Regions from separate parts of the Homo sapiens genome. Here all the other regions are linked to region 4. A link is a loop called in an ENCODE intact Hi-C map of the cell type or tissue named here. Cell type or tissue: MCF 10A. All regions are shown on one strand. Links, peaks and the distances in the headings refer to the core of each region. The heading gives the core; the rest is flanking DNA.

Region 1 (4,670 bases), core at 411-4,410, 330 kb before region 4:
TTACACCTGTAATCCCAGCACTTTGGGAGGCTGAGGCTGGTGGATCACCTGAGGTCAGGAGTTCAAGATCAGCCTGGCCAACGTGGTGAAACCCTGTCTCTACTAAAAATAAAAAATTAGCCAGGCATGGCGGCAGACACCTGTAATCCCAGCTACTCAGGAGGCTGAGGCTGGAGAATTGCTTGAACCCAGGAGGTGGAAGTTGCAGTGAGCCAAGATCGCGCCATTGCACTCCAGCCTGGGCCACAAGAGCAAAACTCCGTCTCAAAAAAAAAAAAAAAATGAAAAAGTCACGGAGTCTTGGAAATTTGCTTGTCGCAGAAAGAGTTTTCTTGAGGACTAGAGAGAAGGGTAGTAAATCATGTGCTTCTATATTGATGTTATATTCACAAAATAAATATAGATTGCCTGGAAAAAATCAGCAAGTAATGAAGTAGGATGCTTTGATTGCTGTAGTATTTGAAACTATACCCTGATGGTTGCTCAGAGATGAGAGTTGTTGCTAAGATATTTTAGATACCAGGAAAAGAGATTGAAAAAGATTATGAGCACGAAAGCAGATTTTTTAAAAAAATACAAGTTCAAGTGTGTGTTGTTTTGACGCAGACTCAGAAGTGAAATTGGGAAGGCACAAAGTGATAGCATTGGGCTTCAATCTGTTCACTGACTATTCCCTCAGTAAAGAATTGAAGTTGTGGAAATGATCCCTGTCACACAGGCTATCTGAAGCAAATTAGATTTTTAAAAATCATATAGGTGGAGACCGAGGTGGCTAGAAATATCAATCATCACTCTAGGTCAATGGAGTAGGGAGATGATTAGCCCCTGGGCTGCAAGAGTGAGTGGGAAGATCAGGCAATTCTGGACAAGATTATCACACCCTAGAAGATTAGACTAATATTCAAAATTAAATTTATAAAATGGCCCACCAAAAATAGGATGAAAAACAGTAAAGATGGGGGCGGGCGGTTGCATGTTTGGTTCAATTCATCTTGGGTCCTGAGACAAGATGGAAAATGAATCACTAAGTAAAAGTGCAGTAGAAAAAGCACTAAGACTTTCCAAATGGAAAAACATACTTGAGCAACGTGTGCTATTTCAAAAGTTTTCAAGATACTGTAATAAGTTAACAAAAGTATGACAAAGAAAAATGTATAGTATTCAAGAGCCAAAAGTTATACTCTATAAGCATATATATCATGTTTTCCTCACTGAGTAGAAGGATATTTTCTTCTTTAAGAAGCATTAATTTTTCTTTTTTTTTTTTGAGACAGAGTCTCACTCTGTCACCAGGCTAGAGTGCAATGGCGCAATCTCAGCTCACTGCAACCTCCGCCTCCTGGGTTCAAGCAATTCTCCTGTCTCAGCCTCCCGAGTAGCTGGAACTACAGGCATGCGCCACCACGCCCAGCTAATTTTTGTATTTTTAGTAGAGACAGTGTTTCACTATGTTGGCCAGGATGGTCATGATCTCTTGACCTCGTGATCCGCCCACCTCAGCCTCCCAAAGTTCTGGATTACAGGCGTGAGCCACCGCGCCCAGCCAAAGCATTAATTTTTAAAGGCATTAGAAATTCAACTTTCATTAAGCAAGCAGTATGCAATAGATGTGGAAGTCCTCAGGCACTATGCTATGATTTGAATACTATCTAAATTTCAGGAAAGAGCCCCCATCCCATATCTTTAAAGTGAATTATTTAAAAATTGGAAATTAACCTTTTTTAACAAAAGATTACAGGAATAACTGTATACATATTTTCACATATGTAATTTCCAGTGTCATTATAAAGGGATCTGAATAGGTGCTAACATCAACAATAGGGATCAAAAAAGAGCTGAGCTTCAGTGCCACGACGACATTCCAATGTGTTGTCTGTTTTTGAATTGAACAAGCAGTAAAGGTTATAAAGTGTCTATCTATTTCAAAAAGATCATGAGAAACAGGACTGACCCCGCCTGTCCCTGACAGCTTATGCATTATATGGTTTTTCATTCCAGCATTCAATGATTTCAAGTGTCTCACACACAGAGTTGATTATTCATAGTGCTCATACAACCAACAGATGGCAGAATTGGCCATGTTGTTATTCTATGATGACTACAAATCTAGATCTATATCAAGCAGGATAGTTTTTTTTTTTTTTTAGACAAGATCTCACTCTGTCACTTAGGCTGGAGTGCAGTGGCGCCATCATGCCTCACTGCAGATTTGACCTCCTGGGCTCAAGCAATCCTCCCACCTCAGCCTCCTGAACACATGCCACCACACCCAGCTAATTTTTTTAATTTTTTTGTAGAGATGAGGTCTCACTATGCTGCCCAGGCTTGTCTTTAACTCCTAGCCTAAGTAATCCTTTCATTTTGACTTCCCAGAATGCTGGAATTATAGGCATGAGCCACCTTGTCAGGCCAGATTTTTTTCTTAAAATTGTTGTGGCCGAGTGCAGTGGTACATGCCTATTGTTCTAGCTATTCAGGAGGCTAAGGTGGGAGAATCACATGAGTCCAGGTGTTTGAGGCCAGCCTGGGCAATATGGCAAGACCTCGACTCTAAAAATGTATAATAATAATAAAGATGGTTGCGTATCCCCCTAGGAATCAGAATGTCTTACACATACACATCCATATACTCTTGCTCTTTCCAATTTTAAAGTATGTTTCTGGGCTTTTTTCCCTAAAACATACCAAAAGAAAGGATCTCACCTTCAACTATTACTGCATGGTAACAGCACAGTCAGTTCAAGAAAAGACAGAGCTCATGAGCTGTTTTTTTTTTTTTTCTTTTCTCACAACACATCTGGCACCAAATGAGATTTTTCCTCCCACCAACCAATTCTCCAACTCTCCAGACAACAACTGGCTGTTGTACAATTCAATTCAATTCTGACACTAACTGCCAGAGTTGGTGTCAGATGCTAAAAGTGAAAGGGCTCAGTTCCACAAAACTGTCTCCACATCAGACTTCAGATGCCAATCACAAGTCCAGGACATCTGGGCTTCTGACCCACCAGCTACAGATCAGGGGTTCCCACAACCCCCTCCTAGAACAGCTCACAGAACTTAGTTAAACACTTTACATATTAGTACCAGTTTATTATAAACTCAGAAACAGCCAAACTCAGAAACAGCCAAATGGAAAAGACGCACAAGTCGAGGTGTGGGGGTGGTGCGTGGAGTTTCCTCTGGCACCCTCCCAGCACCTTGATGTGGTCACCAAGTATTTAGGGGGTTTTATGGAGGTTTCATCATGTCGGCATGATTGATTATTAACTGAAGCCCTAGCTTCTCTCCCTTGGAGGATGGGACTGAATTTTCCAAGTTTCTCATCAAGACTGGGTCTTCCTGGCAACCAACCTCAATCCCAAAGTTATAAAGGAGCCCAGCAAGAGTTGCCTCATTAGAACAAAGATGCTCTTATCACTCAGAGAATTACTAGAGCTTTAGGAGCTCTATGCCAGGAACCAGAAACAAATACATATTTCTCTGGGTTCTTTCTTTATACATATCTCATTTTAAAAAGGCAGCTCTTCCAATAAAGAAAAGTTCAGAATCAGCATAAACTATCATCAGCCTTTCTGTTGCAGTATAACTGCTGGACTTTCCTCATTTCCCAAAGTGACCCTAAAATCAATCAGACCTGACCTGGGGCCAGATCAGACTTCCCTGAGCTCGGATTCTCTGGGCCCAAATTGTGGTTCCAAACAGCTCCAGCCCACAGTCTCCTCTCTGCCCTTCATCACCTCCTAGGTACATGTGAGAGACTCAGATCTATGGTTTTACATCTGTTCTAAAGGGAATTCAACTCATCCCAGGGGTTGGTTCACACACATAAAAACAAGGAAACTAAGCTCCTAATTAACATGTGCATATTATTTGTCTTCCACTTCTTGCAGGATCACGGGATCAAATGCTATATATATATGAGTAGCTTCTGCAATGCCAGGAATCTCATGACCCCCTCTCCACTGGCAAAAATAATATTAATAGCTAGCCCTTATTGAGCATTCACTATGTGTCAGACACTGTTCTAAATACTTTAGAATAGTGCACTGCACTTATTCATTCAGCAAGTTTTTAGTGAGTGCCACTCTTTGCCAGGCACAGTCCTAAACACTGGGGCTAGAGCAGTAAGTGAATAAAAATACATGCCTTCACAGAGCGTATAGCCTAATGAGAGAAGAAAAATAATAAACAAAGTAAATAAACTATATAGTATATTGGAAAGTTATAAGCCTGTAACTGAACACAGTTTCAGTCACTGCTTGCAGAGTCCAATTAACAAGAGCGAGGTATGGTAGGGGAAAATTGACTTTATTTCCAAAGTTGGCTAAGGGGAAGTGGCTGGATTCCTATCCAAAGCAACCAGTTTGAATTTTGAGGTGGAAAGGCAAGCGTTTAAAAAGGGAAGACCTGATATGGAAGGGATGCAGGAATTGCACTGAGTTTTATTCCAGTGGCTATCTTGGGTCCCGGTCCACCTGGAGTGTGGGCTGGCGTTCATCTCAACAATGGCCAGGTTGTTGATTAGCCACCTTGAGGTAATCTCTGGAATTCTGCAGCTGGGTCTCCAGGCTTGATCTGTCTCTCTCAGGATTTGTCCCTGGAACTTCTAAGTAGGCACCTAGTTAGATACTAACATATAGTTAGATAAATGTGAAGGGCGTGTATAC
Region 2 (4,670 bases), core at 240-4,239, 68 kb before region 4:
ACAGCTGGTAAGGAGCAGTGGCGGAATTCATGCCTGGTTCTGATTCCAGTGACTGAGCACTTAACTCTTTTCTGAGTACACTTAAAATGGCTAATAATTTTTAAAACCAGGGAATCCATAAAATTAGACCCAGAAGTTAATCAGTTGCCGAGCGCGGTGGCTCACGCCTGTAATCCCAGCACTTTGAGAGGCCAAAGCAGGCAGATCACTTGAGGTCAGGAGTTTGAGACCAGCCTGGCCAACATGGTGAAACCTCATCTCTACTGAAAATACAAAAATCAGCCGAATGTGATGGCCGTGCCTGTAATCCCAGCTACTTGACAGGCTGAGGTGCGAGAATTGCTTGAACCCAGGAGGCGCAGGTTGCTGTGAGCTGAGATCACACCACTGCACTCCAGCCTGTGCAACAGAGTGAGACTGTCTCGAAAAAGAAAAAAAAAAAGTTAATCAGTTACTTTTGCTTGGGAAGTGAGTAATGACCCTGAAGCTCATCTATCTAGTAACATTTAACACATGTATTAATTTATTCAAATATGTATTAAAACACATGCAGTGTATTCTGCTAGATATTATGTATGAGAGGGGCATAAAATGAATGAAATACACATAAATGTAAAATTTCATACTGCATTTATGAAATTTTCAGTCTGGAAGGAAAAGTAAGACTTGCACAGAAAGAGAATACAAATTGGAAAGTGGCAGATATTAGACTGTTAGATCCACGAGGATAGGGATTATGTCTGTTTTGGTTTGCCCCAATTTTGCCCTTACCAGGCATATTCCTGTACACAGCAGAAATTGAGCACATATTTGTTCATTTGAACAAAAGAAAGGAACAGATAGAATGTGATTAGACTTCAGAGAAGGAAAGATATATTCCAATGGAAGGAATTAGGCAAGGCTTTGCAATGGAAGTGGTATTTAACCTAGGACTTGAATGATGCAAATGATTTGGAGCTAAAGAACTGAAGATGATGGGAGTGGTAGAAGAACAGCATTCACGGAAGAAGTATCAGCAGGAGCAAGGCACAGAAGAAAATCATGCACTGTCTCTAGGGAACAATATGTGCCTTATATGCAGGTCACTTGAATGCAGTAGAAGAATCAGTGGGTGGCAGGTCATGGAGAGCCTTGGATGCTAGCCTAGAGGGTTTGGATTTTTGTCTGAGGCATGAGGGAGACAATGGGGTGAAATGAGCAGAGCTGTACTTCAGGAGGATGAACCTGCCAGCAATTTTAAGATGTATTGGAATGAAGACAAGCTGGTATGAGGTGGAGAGTGCAGTTAGAAGGCTAGTGTAACATTCCAGACAGAAAAGGTGACGCCCCAAGGAAGGCCTAAACATGGGTAGCTGGAGAGGAGGCAACAGGTTTAAAAGATGTGCATAGAAGAAGGCAGTACCTGCCATTCATTTGAAGCAGGAGGTCAGTGAGATGGAAAAATATCAAAGATGGAATACGATTTTTTAACTAGAGTGACTGAAGAATAGTGGTACCATGAAAATAAATCAAGCTCACTGAAGGAAAGCCTCATATTTGTTGGTTTGTGAGGAGAAATGTTAAGCTTCGTTTTGGTCATTTGAGTTTGAAGGCCTTTTCGGATATTCAAGTATGAATAAAGTTTGGGTGGTAAGTGTTGGAGATTCTCTGTCAGCAAGGAAATGATGGTCAAAATCCAAGGAGTATTCCAGGAAGAGCACAGACGGAAGATTCTAAAGACAGATCTATGGTGCCCTTCAGCTTGCTGAAGCCATCCTGGGCCCTTATCACTGTGTCTAGGTAACCAGTGTTTACATAATAAAGGGGTTTGGGTAACAGAGGATGTCTTTGGAGACCCTAAGCTAAAGTATTGTCAGTAATTTTGGTTTGGGGGTATGTGTGCATGTGTATATGTGCGTGTGTGTGTGTGTGTGTGTGTGTGTGTGTCAGAGAGAGAGAGAGACAGACAGACAGAGACTGGTTCTTCAATGATTTAGTGATTGCCAGTTCTGCCCTAAGCAGTTTTTATAGTGGGAAGCAGGGGGCAGCAGAGTCCCACCTTTCAAAAGGGATTCAGCCCATAAAATCACATTTTTCTGCATCTTTTTTTGTTGTTGTCAATTAAACCATATCCCCTTCTTAAAGTTGGAGAAAATAATTTCTAAGTTGCTGTCTTTGGGCACAGCATATGGATCTGGAGCTTAACTTTCGGGGAACCTATCTCCAAACTGATTATGGAAACCTCTTTTAAAGAAGTGAGTTAAGAACTTAAAGAACTTATTTACTGGTGTTGGTCTGATTGATGCTATTTCAATGAAAGAGCTGGGATTAGAATTTCAATGGGGAATTTTTAGCCTGAAGGCTAACTCTGTCCTGAAGACTTTGGTTTGTATTTAAAGGAAAGAGAATTAGATTCATCACAGCAGCACTTTTAAGATACATTTGCTATTATAGTTACAGTAGTGAATACAGTCCACAGTCCTTGCTGCTATTGGCGGCTTTTCCTCAAGACAGGTTAACCTGGGATAAGGGTGGGAAATGAAGCCATGGTTACAATAATAACTCATATTGCTTTTTTTTTTTTTTAAACCTAACTCACTATTGCAGAACCTCTAGTTCTTTCTCATCTCTGTTGTTTTACCTCTCAGTCTTTGCCTGCTGTCTAGACTGCCTGTGAAGCAAGTGGCACGAGGCTTCTTCTTTCTGTTTCTAGTGCTTGGCTGTGGTGTCTTCCACCAGGTGATGTCACTGCTGGGCCCTGAGCAGTGGGTCCTACTGTTGCAGAGCCATGCTGGACTGTGCAGAGGTGGGGGGCTTGCTTCTCCCTTTTCTGCCATACTTTGTTTGATGGACAAGGACCGTATCTACTGTGCATTTTCACATCTGATTCCCTACGATGTATAGGTGTTTGACAATTCTTTTTGATTGTTGTTAGGCACCAAAGACTTTTCAGCTCCATCTCATGGAATTTCAAATTAAAAATTGTTAAATTAGTTCTTGTACTTTTTCTTTCTAGGTTTCAGACATGTATCCATAGGGATAAGAACAAAAAGCAAACTGTCATGAGTTCCAGAAAAAAGGTGGGGGCAATGTGCAAATAACGGTGCTTAGCGCAAATCGTTGAGTTGAGATGAGGCCTGAGGTAGGGGCTGCACACACATACATCTTTAATATTGCTTTTGACTCTGGCCACACCACCCTATCTTCAGTTCTTTGATTATGGCATTCCCCTTAAACTTTCAGGCCTTTGTTCATAGTACTTTTCCCCTGGTAATCTGTTTCCTCTTTTCTGTTTCATCAGCTTTTCTTTCCTGCCTTAGTTTTCTTTTTCCCCCATAGCACTTACCACTTTTGAACACATTATATAATTTATTATGTTTATTGTCTGTTCTCCCATCCTCCTACTAGAATATAAAAGATCCATGAGTGCAGGGATCTTTGTTTTTTTGTTCACTGATCTATCTCAAGCACCTAGAATACTACTTTGAATATAATAGGTATTCAGTAAATGTTTGTTAAATGACCAAGCGGATCCTTGAAGGTGCAACTCAAATGTTATTGCCTCAGCACCCTACTCTCAAACCTGGATAAAATTTGTTTATTCTCCTATATTACCATTGTACTTTGTTTATATTTGTATCACAGCAGTTAAGTCTATCATAAAGAGTTAATTCATATTTCAATAAAAATGATAATGTAATAAAATATTAACTTGGACATTTTAACTGAGGTGCCAAGTTGCAACAAGTATGAAATTCCAAAGTGGTTTGCCATCCAAAAATGCAAGTTTTCATGAGTTTCTCGACTCTTAAAAAACCCCACCCACATTAAAGATACTGAAGGATCAAGAAAGTGGAGATGAGGGGAAGTTTGATAGGATTTCTTTTGAGAAAGCGTGGTTGTGAGTACCCTGCCCCTGCCAGGAAGAGCACAGAGACTGCTTTTCCCTTCAGATGAAGTCCAGAGACAGCTTCCGAAGGGACCTCATGGAGATGTGTGTCTCTGGAAGTGAGGAAGACACAGCTGCTTTCTGAATCCTACTTGGAAAATTTAAAAGGCGAAGAGACAGGCTGGCCAGCTGCTCTAATGACAGGAGTAAGGAGACGCTCCCAGAGTTAGCTGGGTGAGAGTTTCCCTTAGAGCAAATGTGAGCCATGTGGGAGCCTGAGCCAGGCAGGAGTCATTTAAAATCCTTCCCAAGATTGCTGCCTGGGGGAGAGACAGGGGACGGCAGAGAAAGGAGGTGGCTCGCAGGGGTAAGATACATTATTTCTCTCAGATGAAGAGTATTCAAATATTTCTAATTTTTTTTTTTTTGGTTGGGGGAGTGCCCTGAAGAACCCAGAGAATTGTTAGAAAAAGTCATCTTTAAACATCTATCAGGCCCTCAGAGCAAGAAGCTGGCCCAAAAGAGAATCAGTTAAAATAAGAACTTTCTGCCCACTTTTACCTCTCCTCCATCCCACTTTCTTTGCCTCTGGCAGGGTCAGAAGCTAGACAACAAGCTGGGGGAGAGAAGAAATGCTGAGGGCTGGAAAGGTGTGTGGGGATGGGGCAAGGGAGAGGCCTCTTTTTCTTACTAAATGCTGCCAGCCTGCAGCAAAACCCTCCTGGGAGACAATTTAACATTAAATCAGGTTACAAGTTATACTTCTTATGAGGGACTGGACTTTCTGATTTCTGAATTAAGA
Region 3 (4,670 bases), core at 177-4,176, 460 kb after region 4:
TGTGAATTCTTTCCCACCTCTTCACAGTTAATCATTTCAGGCCTCTGCATGCTAAATACCTTCTACCTATCTCTATTGCAGCCCACGTCAGAGCTTCATCGTAAGAATTTGTTGACCTATTTGTTTCTGATTAGAATATGAGCTCATCGCAAGTGGACACCATCTCATTCTTCTTTGTATCTGTCCCTACCTGGCTCTTAGTATAATGCCTGGTACCTAGCAGTCACACAACACGTCTGACAAATGAATAAATGAATATATTATTCCTTCCTGACAGATCTGTTACCTCTCTCACACCAACAGAATGATATGCCCATGGTGGTGACTGGGACAAACTAAACATGGAATCGGTAGTGACAGCCTACAAACTTCTGAGAAGTACAACCTAAAAGATCAAGATAGTAAAAAAACAAAAACAAACAAACAAATACAATGAGAGACACATGGAGAAGTGGAAAAGAGAATGAGAGGGAAGGATTGAATGAGAAGAACCAGAAAAGATCATAGAAGTAACAGACAGAAAGAGTTTGGATAGGCAAGAAGAAAAAAAAAAAAGCAAGATGAGAGTTATGACAGTAAAGGATGGCTTGGACACCAAGAGAAGGAGAGAGATGGAAAGCACTCTTCATAGAGAAAACAGAGCAAGGAAGAAGAAGAAAGCTAAGGAAACTAAGAAGAACCAATTACAAGGAAAGCAAAAAAGACTTATTCAAGGAGTATGGTGTTAAAAAGTAAATGAAGTGAAAATTTTTAAGTGCTAAACTCTACCAAAAAAAAAAAAGTATGACGGCTAATTTTTACAAAGTAAAACTTAAGACAAGTGAAGAAAAAGCATAACAAGTCTTTTGCTCGTGTTTACATGTCATAAAATATTGAACAAGAATTAAAACAGTTTACCAATAACTCTGTCTCTGTGCAATACAATCTACACTGTCCTTTTCTGGAGAAATGTACTCACTGTGTGGCCCTGTTCAGGCACCAAATCTTTCTAGCTCCAAGAGTTGTTTCCTCATAAAAACCAGGCCAGTAATATTGACCTACCTAGGTAGAATGCCCTTTAGTAACATAAACTTCTGCCAACTGATAATCTCCAAACCATTCTTCACATCCCGGTCCAAATGCCTCATGCACTGTGAATTCTTTCCCACATCTTCAGAGTTCATCATTTCAAGCCTCTGCATGCTCAGCACCTAGGTAGGTCAATATTACTGGTCTGGTTTTTAAGAGGAAACAACTCTTGGAACTAGAAAGATTAGGTGCCTGAACAAGATCTCACAATGAGCACATTTCTCCAAAAAAGAACAGTATAGATTGTATTGTACAGAGACAGAGTTATGTGAAGAAGAGAAGGTCTTATGCAAACCTCTCGTGGCAGAAGAAAAGGGAAATATAAACGAGCAGAGGGCAGAGAAGGCATGTAAAAATTTGTTAATAGGTTCCGGTAAAATGTCCAGGGCTTTAAACATACCACCCTGTGTCCAACAATTTATGTCCTAGAATGACCAAGAATCAAGCCCATGAAAGAGAAAGAGAGCTCCACTGGGCAGCAAACCACAAGTTCATTCAGTTCCTTGATTTAGGAGTAGGGCCAGAGATACAAGGAGAACCCAAAAGAGAGGTCTGGCAGGGTGGGGAATCTCACACAAGCAGCAAGTTGAGGAAGTATCCAACAGCTTGTCCCTTCCTTGACTCCATGCTTCCTGCAAGTTATGTCCTTATACACATGGGAGGGCCTTCCAGCAGCAGCAATGAAACTGCGTGTGACATTTGAATCTCCTGGGCTTCCAACGCACTTCTCAAATAGCCATTATCTCTGGATTGCAATCACGGGCAGTCTCACCCACTGGACTACAACTTGAGGTCAGTGCTTGTGTCTTCCTCGTCTCTTCATACGCAACACCCATCAAGATGCTCAGCATGTAGTAAATGATAAGTAAACTAAGTGAAAGAATAGATGGATAAATAAACAAGAAAATTATAAATGCTGCTTAATCTTTAAGCCAAGTCCCCTGAGGGTTTGACAGCTCTCTGGGCACCTAGCTACAATTCAAAACATTTACCACTAGATGGCACTATTTTAATGAAGCAGTAAAGCCCTTATTCTGGCATCCTTACTATCAGATACAGGTAAGTGCTTTAATCAGAGTATAAAATGTGTTACTACAAAGGTGGAATCTTCTAACTCTGTAATTTCTTACATTTCCATAATACTCTAATTCTCTACTTGTCAAGAGGAAAATACTTTCCAACAATTTTTCTAAATTCTCACTTTCCCCCATGCCACTGGTACGGCCACATAGATCACTATTAGTAAGTTGAATCCTTTCAAGACCCCCTCTGTAAAACTGGAGAACCTCCCTTGTTAGGATTGGCTATTGTTATAGGTGTTCTCAACCTCATATACCAGGGCTTTAAAATCACATCCCTGTGGACACAGTCAGCCCTAGACAATAACCACATAAGCGGCCACCCATCTCATGGCACTTGTGAAGTCTCTCAAAGTTGAAACTCCTAGGCCATTGTCACCATGGCCAGTCAGAACAAGGCTTAGCAGCAGTAACAGGCAGTCAGGCACTGGGTGATCTCTACACACTGCTATCAGACTCAAGGAGACAGAGGACCCAAAATATGTCTCTGAAAAAAGTGGGAGAGAAAGTAGCAGGAAAAGAGAAGGGCAATTTTCCAAGGCTTCCAAGCCCGCAGCAGTAATGGTAATCCTAGGGCCAAGCCATTAACTCCCCTTCATTTGGGCTCAAAAAAGTCATTTTCCTCACAGAAAGATAAAATAAACCAATTCATGATTTTGCCTCCTCTCTGTATACCAATAAGGTAATTACTGTAAAAAGGTATACCTGTTACATTGGTTTTATTCCTTTTCAAATAAACCTGGTATTGAGAAGTCATGTCTTCATTTTTGATAGCTTCCTTCAAAAGGTCCAAAGGGGCATGCTGATCTTTGGATTCTCAGAACGCCCTCCCCCTGCAGCTGCTGCAGGTTCCAGCTTGTCACACCCAAGCCACTCCTTCTTCTGTTCCTTCTGCACGCCGCTACTTGCCTGGCACTGTTGAGCACATACTGCCTCACTCAGGAACTCTGGGAGAGCAAATATCATGCCTCTTGTACCTTTTTAAATCCCTTTTTATTGCCTAGCACAAAGCCCTGTTGAATAAGAGAATAAAATAGCCTAAGTTTGAGGCTACTCTAGAACTCAGCAATTAACTCATCTTCGTCATAGGTTATAGGGCAGCTGCACATCTTAACTGGCACTCAAATCTACGTCATCCAAACCTCGTATGTTTAGATCCAAACTCATCATGTCCTCCTTCTATCCTTTTTCCCCAGACCTGCTCCTCCTCCTGACTTCCTCCTCTCTCTTGATGGCACTATGGCCCTGCCAGGCATCCAAGCTCAAAACCACAGAGTAACATTTGCCTTTTTCCCCTTCCTTGCTCCCTCTTTGCTTTCACCCTATCTCCCCCTTTGCATCTCAACAGCGTATTCAGGCCTTCAGTCTCTCCTGCCTTAGAACTTGTCTCTCTGCTACAGGATAAGATTTTCGAGGATGGAGAGCCTTTATTTACTGACTTTCTCATTGTCCTTAGGGCCTTTCCCAATAGGAGTACTCAGTTTATTAATTCATTTACTTGAGAATGTATTAGATGCTGGCCATAAAGCAATGAATAAGATAGGAGATATACATATGCACAGATAGTCTATAGTGAATATCAGGGAAATTTAAGTAAAAATGAAAGATTGAGCTTGAACTAACCCATCCCTAGAAGCTTCTCAAAGTATCTCTTATTTAAGAATAAAAACGTGTTTTCTTGTATTATAAAATGTGCAACATTCTATGGAGTAGGACATGAACTACTTTCACTCAACTATAAAACCAGTGAAAAGAAAATGAAATTGTCCAGATTTGGGCACAGAAGAGGCAATTTAGAAGAATGACAATTTAGTATTGAACTATTTTTAGAGGTGAGTGATACCCTATGCTCTGAACCTTCCCTGGTGTCCTGCCCAAATAAGAGACTTGCAAATCTGATTTATAATTTTTACAAAAGATGATAAAGGAATGGTGCACAATGCCTTTCAGATTACATTTGCATTTTAATAGAAAATGTCAGTGCCCCTGTCTCCAAGGGTGATGCATACTGGAACCTTCAGGTGCTCTGGCATTTAGCTCATGAGGGCTATTCCTGGCCCACCTGATGATATCACACAGGCTTTCACCCCATCATAGGCAGGAACAACCCTGGTACTACTGCACCCATCAGAGTGTCTCAGGCCATGGAATAATAATACTGGCTCCCTCTTCTATTAAAGGACGACTCTCAGTGTCTCAGAGAAATAAAAACAGTCAAGAGCACAAGCTCTGGAGTCAGAAAGATCTGGTAATGGTTATTACTGTTGTTGTTGCTGCTGCTGTTACTACCTTTATCATTTTCAGTACTGAGGATTTCCCCGGGCTATACCAATCCCAGCCTATATCCAGGGCACGTGGGATACACCACTACCACCTAAAAGCTGACTCTGAGTTCTGGGGCATACCAACTAGAGATATGCAGAAGCTGGAATATTTGCTAAATAAGAAAGCATGAGGTCTCCCCAAGACTTCACTTAGCACCCATCCCCTCCCAGTCCCTACGGTTCCATTCCGTAATCCATG
Region 4 (4,670 bases), core at 342-4,341:
TTCTTATAGAGATATGTTCTTGATATATTGCTGACATTTTAATCTAGAACCAGGACTTTAGTAAACACTCCCCCACAAACTTCAATTTCTATTTCCTTTTTGTTCTCACTCATAGGTGGGAATTGAACAATGAGAACACTTGGACACAGGGAACATCACACACCGGGACTTGTCGTGGGGTGGGTGATGGGGGGAGGGATAGCATTAGGAGAAATACCTAATGTAAATGACGAGTTAATGGGTGCAGCAAACCAACATGGCACATGTATACATATGTAACAAACCTGCACGTTGTGCACATGTACCCTAGAACTTAAAGCATAATAAAAATAAATAATAAAAAAAGAAAGAACAAGATTAAATCCTACTCAAGCAAGAGTTTGTCTTCTGTAAACCATGATGACCATGGTGACTAGAAGATGAAAAACTGAAAGTCAACAACAAGTACAATACTTTAAAATGAAGAGTCTAATTGATTGATTGATTGATTGAGACAGGGTCTCACTCTGTTGCCCAGGCTAAAGTGCAGTGGTGTGATCTCAGCTTACTACAAACTTTGCCTCTCAGGCTCAAGCCTCAGCCTCCCAAGTAGCTTGGATTACAGACACATGCCACTATGTCTGACTAATTTTTATTTTTATTTTTGTATTTTTGGTAGAGCCGGGTTTTGCCATGTTGCCCAGGCTGGTCTCGAACTCCTGAACTCAGGGTGATCCATCCACCTCTGTCTCCCAAAGTGCTGAGATTACAGGCATGAGCCACTGTGCCAGGCCAAGAGTAATTTATATAGAGAGTCACTGATAGACTTACAGAATATTGGAGCTGAAAGGATCCAGACTGTAGATGTATGACTTGCCCAAGACCACATAGGGTACTAGCAGGTCTACTAGAGCACATGACGACAATATACTTACACAATAATTTAATTTTAGTTTTCTTATTTTTTTTTGAAAAGGAAAGGCATATTGTTGTGTAGATGTGTTTAAAATTAAGAAAGGAGAATACAATTTTCTATTAAGTAAATATACTAAAATATAAATATTTTACTTTACATTTATGGGGAGAGTTAATTCAAATGTAAGTGTCACCAGTGCTGAGTGTGGAAATACCATCACTGCATATCTAACTGGGAATGATTTACTGAAGAAAGCACAAAACCATCAGGGAAATTGCTTCTGCAAAAAGAAATTGGTCTGTATGGCTCACACTACTTTCAGAGGACTTTCAATGGCTGTAGAACCTTGTTGAAACTCAAGTCTTACTTTCTTGGGGAGTGGAGCATTCCTGTTTTCCCAATATGGATCAGGTACACCTTCTACCTGCTTCTGGAGAGTACTATGTCTCTCTTCATCGTAAGGCTTCATAATTACCTGATTGCGTATCTGTTTCCCTCATTCGATTACAGGATACATATGTTTTGGAACCAGGCCCATCCTTTTCACCATTATATCCAAAATGACTAGCAGAGTGTGGGTTTAGAGCAGGTAGCCATGAAGTTCACTAAAAGACGTAACAGAAGAATGAATAAATGCTCTAATAAGATTGTGTCTTAGGAGGAAATTTGCACTGTCAGGGTTTACGAAGTCTAGAATACAATTTAAAAAATGCTAAATGCCTGTTTCTGCTAAATGAATAAAATGTACTAGAATTGCGTGAAGAAACTTGAAAGTAGAGATTTTCCTTTGCTGAATTAGAAGTGAGTAGTTGAGTTTTCTATTTGAAGATATAACAATATTCTTATATTGTTAAAGAACATTAGAAATCTTGACTTTTACAGCAAAATAAATATCTAGAAGTGAAGTATTGATTATTAATGCAAATATTCTGTGGAATATCTACCACTTGTTTTACGTTTTTTTAATTGACAGAGTGGGAGACCATATTATCACCCATTTTATTTTATACAAATTCTTTAGCTGCATCACTAGCTAAAACAAATAAATGTATCATACTTTAATATCAATTACTATTATTGGATTATCAAATGTAAAAGCCTAAAAATATCTAAATATCACACGGGTTGAGCTATCCCTACCATGGTAATTTAAATATGTTACCTATTTACAAGATACTTTTAGAAAGAAAATATAGGCATTATTAACAAAGTAAAAATGAAATAGATATTTTAATCTAGAATAACTGTGGTTTCTAGTTGAAGATTTTACTTGGTTAATCTTATTTGGGTGTCTTTTCTTTGAAGTTATGAATGCTTTGTAATCTTAGGGCCTTTTGTAGCCTTTAACAGAGTTTTCTCACTAGAGGGCAGCATTTGACTAAATGTCCATCCAAACAGAAGGTTTTTCTGGTGAACTGGGAATATCCATGCAGATCACTTTAATAACTCAGTTAGCAGACTTACATGGATTTCTAATTCGATTTGTTGGGCTGGGACCCAATTTGGTTTGATAAGCCTTTAGAAAGGAATTTTAGGGATTTATTCCAGTAATAAATATGAATTGTTTTTAGATAGGTATTATATCAGGTTTGTGAAAGTCATGCTTACCCTAGAGCTTCTATTGCCTAGCCTTTTAAATGCACGTAAATTATTATATTAAATTATTTATTATTGAAACTGAATAAAAAAAGAATCGGGTTACTGTTTTATAAGCCCCCCTCCCTTTTTTTTTTTTAAAAAAACTCTTCAATTGTATCTATTTCTCAGTTAATCTTATCTATATTATTTCTCTGGGAATTTTGTTTTGAAGTGTGAGCCCTGCAGAAGTGTTATGGATGACTGCAAGAGCTGCTAGTGGAGGTCTGTAACATGGAAGATGCTCTTCCTTTGATCTGAGCCTTGAGGATAACTGATGCTCAGGGACAATGCTTTTACCTCCTGAAGAGCATCCTCAGAGTCTGGTCCACAGTCCACGGAGTGAGGTTGAGGACCCAAAAAGGTAGCCTCATTCTTGATTTTGGCTGTCAAGAGGGTAAGCCATTGCTTGGTTCTCATTATTATTCTGTCAGTGTTGGGACAAAATTTCTTCGATTTTTCAAGATAGAGTTGAATGTGTAGTGGAGACATCTGGGATATGCAGTTTTTCATAGAGATTGGATATGACAGCCAATTACCAAAATACATCCCACCATTAGTTAATCGCAGTATTGCTATGGAAGCCAATGTTGGAGAAAATGGCTTTATCTTAAGTGGCCATTTAAATAGTCTTTTTTGTCCAATGACTTATTGCTCAAAGGAACCATTCAAATAGTTGCAACAGAAATTCATATTCACAAACATACAAGTATAGTACCACATAAGTACATACAATTATGTATCAATAAAAAACATACAAGTATAGGTGTATGTACACATACGTATATATTGTACCATTTAATTTGTATTTTCAAGTTTTTATATAAATTTATTTTGGTGATGACATGTTTTCTAGGTGAAAGTGATAATTACATTTGAATCCTTATAACATTGAAAGAGACACTTCTCTTCCTGTTCCAATTCAAATTTGGATGAAATATCAAAAGTAATTTTTAAAATGCTCTTTTGAGATGTTATACTGGGCTTCTAATGATGTAAGCAGAATTAAATTTCTCAAACATTGTGATGGTTGCACCAGGTAATTTAGGAACAAATACTTTTCTCAAAAAGTCCAGAGAAAATCTAAAAGCAGAAATGTTATTGCATAAGGCACGCAAGCAGAATTTTTTTCATTTTTGTGTTCTTTGGACCTTTGTGCGTATAGTCACATAACAATAACCAGACCCTGCCCAATTCTTTTTCACTATAGATCAATTTGGGAGATTTTCACCACTTCCTTTCTATTTTTTGTGTTTTATGGGGCTTTAATAGCCAGCATACTTTTGCAAAAAAAAAAAAAAAAAGGCATAACTTAAACAGTGTACCCAGTTGTTCCAGGGCTAACTCTATTTTATTTGGTATTTAGAACATATTTGATATTAATATTTACATATTTTTCAGAATTAGAATTAAAGGCTTTAATGCTCTCTACTGAGCATTGTTTCTCTTTAAAAAAAATCAAAAGGAAATAATCTAACCAATTAGATTCAATGAATAATAATGCTTAGATATAAGTAACTGATCAAATGCTAATTTTCTGTTCAGATTTTTATGTTTTTAATGAATGTTTTTGGCAACCTCAGGGAATGCAAGGAATCAAAATGATCCATTTCTACATAACTTCCTCTTCAAGTGTTTGAAGTCTATTTCTTACACTTCCAACCACTTTCTCTGCCTCTCTGTTTGGATAATATATGTCTGTGGACAAAGTGAGAGATACAGAAGTTAGAGGGAAGAAGGAGAATTTCCAAGTCGCCGAAACCTTTGTTCATTCATGGAGCAAACATATGTCGAATGCCTGCTTAATGACATGGACAGTGCTAGGCACTGGAAACACACATAAATAAGATGCAGTCTTTGCCTTCAAAAACTCATAGTCAAGTACAGGCAACAAAAAAGTCAATTGTTGTGGTCCAGTGTGACAGGTGCTTTGATAGAACATATTGCCTGGCTATTATGGAATCATACAGTGAATGGGGTGAATGGGTATCTAAACTCTAAAAATCACGGAAGACTCACCTGGTATTAGCTTGGTACAAAAGTAATTGCGGTTTTTGCCATTACTTTTAAATGGCAAAAACCACAATTCCTTTTTTCACCAATGTAATAAAATGATTCAGGAAGGAACTGGTAGGAGTTA

Evidence for each region. A loop is a pair of places that touch in the nucleus more often than their neighbours do. Peaks named below come from ENCODE experiments on the same cell type or tissue, not always from the same donor. Only the 100,000 strongest peaks of a DNase experiment are listed, where the experiment ranks them.
Region 1: it touches region 4 in a loop (7-fold over the local background); 8 of 110 quality-filtered maps call a loop at or near these places.
Region 2: a loop joins it to region 4, with 2.2 times the contacts of the local background. A loop is called at or near these places in 10 of 110 quality-filtered maps.
Region 3: a loop joins it to region 4, with 13 times the contacts of the local background. A loop is called at or near these places in 5 of 110 quality-filtered maps.

Annotation. Positions count from the first base shown.
Region 1 is chr1:89,778,780-89,783,449 of GRCh38, forward strand. The region is part of intron 1 of LOC107985744 (a long non-coding RNA gene); the gene reads left to right. Among named protein-coding and RNA genes, the nearest start is that of LRRC8D, 40 kb to the right of the region's middle. In MCF 10A, for the core only: a CTCF peak has its summit at 2,082 (motif pointing right); a DNase peak (open chromatin) is centred at 2,072.
Region 2 is chr1:90,044,140-90,048,809 of GRCh38, forward strand. No RefSeq gene overlaps it. Among named protein-coding and RNA genes, the nearest start is that of ZNF326, 51 kb to the left of the region's middle. In MCF 10A, for the core only: a CTCF peak has its summit at 2,032; no DNase peak of the experiment used is centred there.
Region 3 is chr1:90,577,347-90,582,016 of GRCh38, forward strand. No RefSeq gene overlaps it. Among named protein-coding and RNA genes, the nearest start is that of LINC02787, 32 kb to the left of the region's middle. In MCF 10A, for the core only: a CTCF peak has its summit at 2,070 (motif pointing right); a DNase peak (open chromatin) is centred at 3,045.
Region 4 is chr1:90,112,467-90,117,136 of GRCh38, forward strand. It overlaps LOC105378848 (a long non-coding RNA gene), which reads left to right and starts at 2,706. Exons shown (of 3, transcript XR_947587.2): 1 at 2,706-2,927. In MCF 10A, for the core only: a CTCF peak has its summit at 2,275 (motif pointing right); a DNase peak (open chromatin) is centred at 2,265.